Regions from separate parts of the Mus musculus genome. Here region 2 is linked to region 1. A link is a contact called in ENCODE Hi-C or POLR2A ChIA-PET data. All regions are on one chromosome and are shown on one strand. Each heading gives the region's core, a stretch centred on a gene start or an enhancer-like site at or near the end of the contact. The rest is flanking DNA. Distances are from core to core; before and after follow the strand shown.

The links. A loop is a pair of places that touch in the nucleus more often than their neighbours do. ChIA-PET counts read pairs that join two places held with the same protein, here RNA polymerase II (POLR2A).
Region 2: a map of T-helper 2 cell shows a loop between it and region 1 (4-fold over the local background). The contact joins the promoter of Nfx1 here to the promoter of Smim27 in region 1. A Hi-C loop is called at or near these places in 1 of 37 maps with a recorded cell type or tissue (T-helper 2 cell). POLR2A ChIA-PET finds 5 or more read pairs at or near these places in 1 of 5 experiments (embryonic stem cell).

What each region holds. Positions count from the first base shown.
Region 1 is chr4:40,267,701-40,271,220 of GRCm38, reverse strand. Smim27 (small integral membrane protein 27) reads right to left here and starts at 1,642. Exons shown (of 2, transcript NM_001349093.1): 1 at 1,502-1,642; 2 at 993-1,183. The coding sequence starts at 1,546. The coding sequence ends at 1,079. Topors (topoisomerase I binding, arginine/serine-rich) reads left to right here and starts at 1,380. Exons shown (of 3, transcript NM_134097.3): 1 at 1,380-1,547; 2 at 2,720-2,917. The coding sequence starts at 1,545. Ndufb6 (NADH:ubiquinone oxidoreductase subunit B6) reads left to right here. Exons shown (of 4, transcript NM_001033305.3): 4 at 374-630. The coding sequence ends at 442.
Region 2 is chr4:40,968,932-40,972,451 of GRCm38, reverse strand. It overlaps Nfx1 (nuclear transcription factor, X-box binding 1), which reads right to left and starts at 1,509. Exons shown (of 24, transcript NM_023739.3): 1 at 1,393-1,509. The coding sequence starts at 1,417. Gm52692 (a long non-coding RNA gene) reads left to right here and starts at 2,293. Exons shown (of 2, transcript XR_003955193.1): 1 at 2,293-2,850.

The DNA.
Region 1 (3,520 bases), core at 393-2,892:
CATTTACAAATCAGTACAAGTAAAAAATTAGCACCTAAATTGAAATGTTTTAGGTAAAATGCAAAATAATTTTAATGGCCTTTTTTGGGGATTCTTTTTGTTGTTTTTTTGTTTGTTTTAAGACAGGGTCGATCTATGTAGTCTTGTCTGCCCTGAAACTTGCTATGTAGACCAGCTAGCTTCAAACTAGAGATCTGCCTGCCTCTACCTCTAGAGCACTGGGATTAATTCACCATCAGACCTGGCTTAAATTTAACAAATGTAAAGAAAGTATCTTTATAGTCATTTATTGTGTTGAGCAAATGTTGGAATATTTACAATGAAATGTATATTTGGTGAAAAATCTCTATTAAACACTTCCTGTTTTCCCTAGGGTGATACAATTCTGGAGACTGGAGAAGTAATTCCACCAATGAGAGATTTTCCTGATCAACATCATTGAAGAGTCCTTAAAAACTTAACAGACTTGTGTAACAGCACAAGTATGTTCCTAAAGTGCTGTATTTACTGAATCTGTTTCCTGGAAAAGTAATTAATAAAGCTTATTCTCAGAGTGTTATCACTGTCCGTGTTACTGTCCAAAGGTTCTATGATTTGAGACTAACAGTAAAAAGACAAATACTAAACAGAGCTATTAGCTACTTTTTTCTGTCCATTTTGATAAACAGGATGCAAAACACATTTTAGTCACAGTGTTGTTTACATACTGATTTGACATGAGGATGTGAAGTGTTTGAGCACTAGAATGAAAAGCTATGACCTGATACAAAATAGAGCCGGGCGTGGGGGCGCACGCCTTTACTCCCAGCACTCGGGAGGCAGAGGCAGGCGGATTTCTGAGTTCAAGGTCAGCCTGGTCTACAAAGTGAGTTCCAGGACAGCCAGGGCTATACAGAGAAACCCTGTCTCGAAAAAAAAAAAAGGGGGGGGGGGGTGTTGTCCGATCATTTTGAAAAATTGGCATGTTAACGCTTATCACAAAAGGCCACACGCAAATTTGTATTGTGAATTTTACTTTGAGTCTACATAGGTGCCATCTGAAGAAAAGAAGTGTTTGCTAAGAATTACAAAAGTTCGTTCAGAAGAACTTGTCTGGAAACTCCTTCTGTAGTTGTCGTCGTGCAGCTACAGTCGATGCATAGATGACGAATCCCCAAGAGAGCAAGACGATTGCAAGGAGCAACTAAAAGGAGGGGAGGAAAAGCAAAAAGAAGAAATCAATGTGCCGGGTCCTTTCCCTGTGTAGCCCGAGCAAGCAGCTACAGGTGGAAAGGCATCACATGCCTCTAACACAGTGCAGCCCAGAGGCAAGCAGGCCTGCAACCCCTGACGTCAGAGGCGGAAAAGCGTGTCCTCCAGGAAGAGGCGGAGCCGAGGGCAGGGCGTGAACGCTCAATTTAGGAATGGGTTCTGGAGTTCCAAGCTGCGAGCCAACAGTCTACCTTCGGCTCGCGGGCCCTGCCATGGTGCGCTCTGGAGCTCCGCTCTGCTCGGTACCTACCAGGGAGTAAGTCCAGTCCAGGCTTCGGCGACTCATCGGCCTCATGGTAAGGGAGCAGCGGGGACGGGGTGGCAAGGGCCCTACAGCCTGCTCGCGGGCGCATTGCACCCCGATGCAGCAGCCATTTTTCAGCGGGACTCTGCGCGCTCCCGCGGGCTTCCGCCCGGAGTTGGAACACATCACGTGATCCGGGCCTAGCCCGCCTTTCAGGCAGCAGAGGGAATAAAAGAGAAAATGTGAAGATCGCGCCTTTTTTGCGCTCACATAGGAATTCCTTAACTGCTTTATCCTGCATTTGCAGTGCGGTATTAATACAAGATAGTGTGCCATCGTGTGCATATAAAAGTTTATTGGAAAATAGTCCACGGTGGAAGAATCAAAGTTGCCGTCCCACACCCACATCGGTTTCCACCAAATGCGGATAGACCTTCATATGTTTATGCTTGACTTAAACATCTTTTACGTAACAAAAACATCGTTGGGAACTGTTAGTTGAGCCGTTCACCAAGAACAAACAGAATATTATCGCTGATGGCTGGAAATCTTTTCAAATATGTTGTACAGGTAGCCCGCATGGTGGATCTGCCGGCCAACAAGTGTTGACGGGCAGTTTGTCGAATGCTTGGGACTGCAGCAAGTTTGAAATACTAAGTCCCGAGAAAGGCAGCTTGGCAGGCCAACTATCAGGATGCTGGTGGTGTGCAGAGTGGAAGCCTGGCCGGCAGAGGCTGGGCCGCTCGGCTTTGGGCGCAGATGTGTCAGATACATTTTTAGTGTAGATTTCCGAGAGTGGAAAGAGGGAAGCGGGCCGCAGGGAGTTATGGCGGGGTAAAAGAAATGCCTGATGGTCAACCCAGCTGAAATAGACGGAAGGACCAGGGTGCTCTGGGAGCTCAGTCCAGTTCCCGTGGCACCATAGAGAATCCTAACAACTTGTTGAAGTTTGTGAGGTTCCACTGATACTGAGGCAGCCTTTCTGCATATTTGGTTGTGATTGTGGAGTTTGTGCTGTGCCCCCCCGCGGTGGGGGCAGGGCAGGGTCCGGGGTCTGTGCCGTAACGTCCCGCCTCCTGCGTGCGGCAGCGGTTTGGCGCATGCGCCCAGAGCTCGGGGGAAGGGGGTGGAGGAGCGGTGTTTTGCTGCGCGGGCTCGGGGGGTTGGTCTCGCCTTCTCTCCGCCTCCAAACTGCCTGTGGGTGATGAACGTTCTACGTCATAGGGGTCGCAGCCGCCGCCACCGGGGTCTCCGCTGTCTCGCGAGGAGGGTGAAGCGCCCCCTCTGGTGCCTGCCGAGGAGGGGAGGCGCCGAAGCCGCCGGGTACGCCTTCGCGGATCCTGCCGCCACCGGCCGAGCTTACTGAGCCGGCGGGAGCTGGCTTCCAACGGCCCAGCGGTTCCTGCCACCGCGTCCTCGGAGGTGAGTCGGCCGGGAACAATGGGTGAGGGGTTCCAGTAGGCCCTGGAGCAGCCCTGTGGTCTGGGCCTTCTTCCACCCGGAGCTCCCAAGGGCTGGGGTCGCCACGCTGCAGGGCACCTGTGGATCGGCACCGGTGGGCAAGCGAGGGGAGTGTCTCCCTGCACTGCCTGAAGGGCTGGAGCGCAACTGAATACGGGATAGAGCTGTGTGTCGGCGCAAAACAGTTGCCACTGTTAGGAAGTGTGACCTTGGTAGGTCCCCAGCCCTGGACCCTGTCTGTGAAATGGGATCAGCATTTCAGTTGGTCGTGTTTATGTAACATGCATGGTGTGGTTGTCTTTCCATCCGAGACAGTAGTTTTGGACTAAGGAAGCTGTTAAGGCTAGAGGAGTTGTGCAGTGCTACACATTGTGGGCAGGGCTTGTATGCCTTGTGACTTTATTACACATCTAGTTAGTGCCCTTTGCTCATGGGCTGCTGATTCTGATTGGTAGACTGGAGAGGGGCAGTTACGGGATTGAAGGCACGGAGATTAAGACCGGAACTGGGAAGCAGCAGTTCTACTGGGCACCGTCCTATGTTAAAGTGGAGAAAGAAGGAAAA
Region 2 (3,520 bases), core at 260-2,759, 700 kb before region 1:
TACAGGCACATCCTAATAGTGGCCCATCAATCTGTCAGAAGTGCAATTGTAATTCAAGCCAATGTTGGACATTGCTGTGATTTTCAGGAAGAGCAGGCCATTATGTCAAATCTACACAGTGGGTTGTGACAAGTCGTCATCGTGGTCTTCTTCTTAATAGTAATGTTAAGAGTATGTTGTTGAGAGTAAAAGAAACCTCTGCTTCTCGGCCTCCAACCCCATCTTCCCAGACAGGATCTCACTATGTAACCCTGGATGGTCTGCAACTATGTAAACCAGGCTGGACTCCAACTCGAAAGATCCTCCTGTTTCGCCCTCCCGAGGGCTGGGATTAAAGATGTGCGCTACCATGTCTGATAGCACTGAAACATTTGGTTTACTTTAAAAACAAAAAAACTTTTCTTTTAATCTTGTGTTCCTGTTTTAGCAAGGGTGCTTTGGGGGGACAGGGACGGGATATATGCCACGTGTTTGCTGATGCCCTCCGTGGCCAGAAGAGGGCGTCAGATCGCACAGCTTTCCAGGTGGTTGTGCAAGCGAACGTGACTGCTCTGTTGAGGAGCTACTGTTCTTAAACACTTGAACTAGCGCCCCAGCTTCTCGGTTCACATTTACATTTAGGTAAATGTGTACTAATACCCCATGCAAAACGTTCCTTTTTTTTTTTTTTTTTTTTTTTTTTTTTTTTGCTGTCCACAAAATTTGAAAGCCCGGATTGACCAATACACCTTGAAGAAAATGGAAATAGCTTATACGAACAGTCAAATGAGGCTGTCTCTACCACAGGGGTAGCTCCAGGAGGGAGAGTGAGCCAACAATCAGGGAGAGAACAGGGAGGGTCTGGGAATTAGCTTACTACTCCAGGCTGACAGATGAGGTAACTGAGACTGGATCACGTCACGCACCTCAATATGGGATTTCACACCCCCTCAGGACTGGGCCCGCTGGCTGGCTGGCCCGCGCGCGCGGAACCCGCCACTCCGAGAGGTAAAGAACACACCCCTAGCACAGCGCGCAAACTCGCTGGCCTCCAGGGCCCGCTACGGAGAGTCGCCTACGCCCGGCCGGCCGGCCGTCCGCCCGCCCGCCCGCCCGCCGGACTCTGCTCCGCGCGGCCTCGGGAAGGCCGGAAGGAGCCCCGCGGGGGGCGCCAGAGGCCCACGTCCGCTCCCTTGGCGCCGGGACCCGCCCGCTCTCCTCGGAAACCCAGGGGCCGAGCCTCCCCATCCCGTGGAAGATGGAGGAGGGTTCCGTACGTGCAGCGCGCGTGGCTTGGCCCTCGCGAGCCACTGTCCCCGCGCAGCACGCACCCCACTTGCCACCGCAATGGCCCGCACCCTTCGGACTAGACTGCTAGACCCTAGGGGTCCCGCGCGGGAAACGGGACAGTACCTGAGACCGGAGGCGCCTCCGCCATCCCGTGCCGCAGCACCTCAAGCGAGCCCCGCCACCGAGCGAAGGCTGTCACCTGGTCACGTGTCCCGGATTTCCGGCGCCGAGAGACTAGTCGCTCCTACGCGCCCGGGGACAGCCAAGGGGGTGGTGCTACCTGAGCACACAGTGAAATGGCGCATTTGGGACGTCAGACAAATGCGCCGGCCCGGGTGCAAGCGGGGTTTGCGGGGGGGACACGAGTGGCTGGAGGAGACCCACCCGGACCGCAGGATCTACTGCCCCCAACTTGCGTAATTGCTTTTCGAGAGCTGCTGGGTTCTCCAGCTGCTACGCCTTTTTGTCAAGTCCTGCCATCCGCCCGGCTTCAAATGACCTTCAGCTAAGAGGCGGCCTGGAGCGGCTCACGCAGGCGACGAGGGGGGGGGGGGCGCTGTAGTAATCAAAGGGCATTGTGGAGGAAAAGACTGCAAAACAATAAAAGGTTACCTGCCAAGGGTTAGGTAGCCCACGACTTCAGGACCTGGGAGGCTGGATCGGGGGTGGGATGGGAGTGGGATGTAGTGAGTTCCAGGTCCTGGGCTACCTATCCCTGTCTGTGTAAAACGAAACACAGTATCTAAAGGACTAATAGCAAATGAGCCACAAACCGGTAGGCAAGTAACAAATACAAATGAACACCAACTGAGGTAGACAGTTTGAAGTTACTGTGTTTTTTTTTTTTTTGGAGGGGGGGGGAGAGTGGGGAAAGGGTGTCCTGATGTAGCCCCTGTTGGTATTCAGGCATTCTGCTGGCCTGCCCCCAGGACCCTAGCAACCACTTAGACCTGCCTCCACCGTGTGTGATAGGTGTGTGCTGCGTCTAAAGAGACGCCCCCAAGCGTCCCCCCCCTCCCCCCCCCCGCCACCCAGCAGCTGTCTATTGTCAGCGTCCGGTCCCCTTCTCTCTGCCCCATGGCTTTGCTCCTGTCTGTCTGACTGGCTCCATGCCTACTTGTCTGCCTCTATTCCTTTCCTAGGCCCTCACTCCTCTTCTCCCAATAAACCACTTTTACTTCAGGTCTTGTTTGCATGACGTAATTTCTCAAGGTTGTACCTTGGCACGGGCCTTGCAGTAGGATCTTCTCTGTCTCAGCCTCTTTTATAGTAAAATATAATCTTCCAAGGTGAGGTGTGGTGACTTAGACTTTAATTCCAGCACTCTGGCAGCAGAGACAGTAGTTCTCTGTGAGTCTGAGGCTAGTCTGATCTACATAGTGAGTTCCAGGCTAGCCAGAGCAACAGTACAACACTGTCTCAAACATTCTCCACGATGTGACCATTTTGGTTACAGGGCTTCTGCACTTCTTTCTAATATCTACAGACTAAGAAGCCTTCGACTGGGTGGCTTAGCCTGCCCCTAACCGAGCACATTTAGGAATCCTTCAGGAATTATATTTGAAAATCGGCCTCAGAAAGGTGAGACACGAAACCGTTGTATTTGTACTACCTGCAGTAGTGAGATGATGATGATGAGAGAGACAAGAGGAGGGAGTGGAGGGGAGAGAACAGACGTTTGTGGGCAAGTTGCAGAGTCAATTGGCATCTTTGGAATTTAGTAGGCTACACACTACTTATTTTCAAATGACATCGTACTCCAGAACCTCGGAGCACAGCAAAGGCCAATGTATAATGTTTAACAAAGTCAAATGAAGATAGCAATTTATCATTAACGCCAAAGTTAACCAGCCTAAAAACCCAAATGATCATTATCTCTGACCAGAAGTTCCTGATGGAACAGAGCCCTGGCTTAGTTCTCAGCAGCAGACACCTCCATGGTCATCACACAACTTGGGAAAGTTGGTTCTCTCCTTTTACCTATGGGTCTGAGGGATCTGACTCAGGTCAACAGCCTAGCAGGAAGGGCTATTACCTGCTGACTCCTTGTCAGCCTTCTGGTTGAACATTACTTAATAGCCTTATGGATTTCTTCTTTTAGACTTCTCATTTTATATCTGTTGTCTATTCTTTTCTGTTGAGTTGCTGTGTTTTTCTTGCTATGGACTTTTAAAAAAAATATTTCTCTGTGTGTGTGTATGTTGAACATGATTGTCTGAGTGTATGTATGTACATGTGTGTCCAGGGGTTC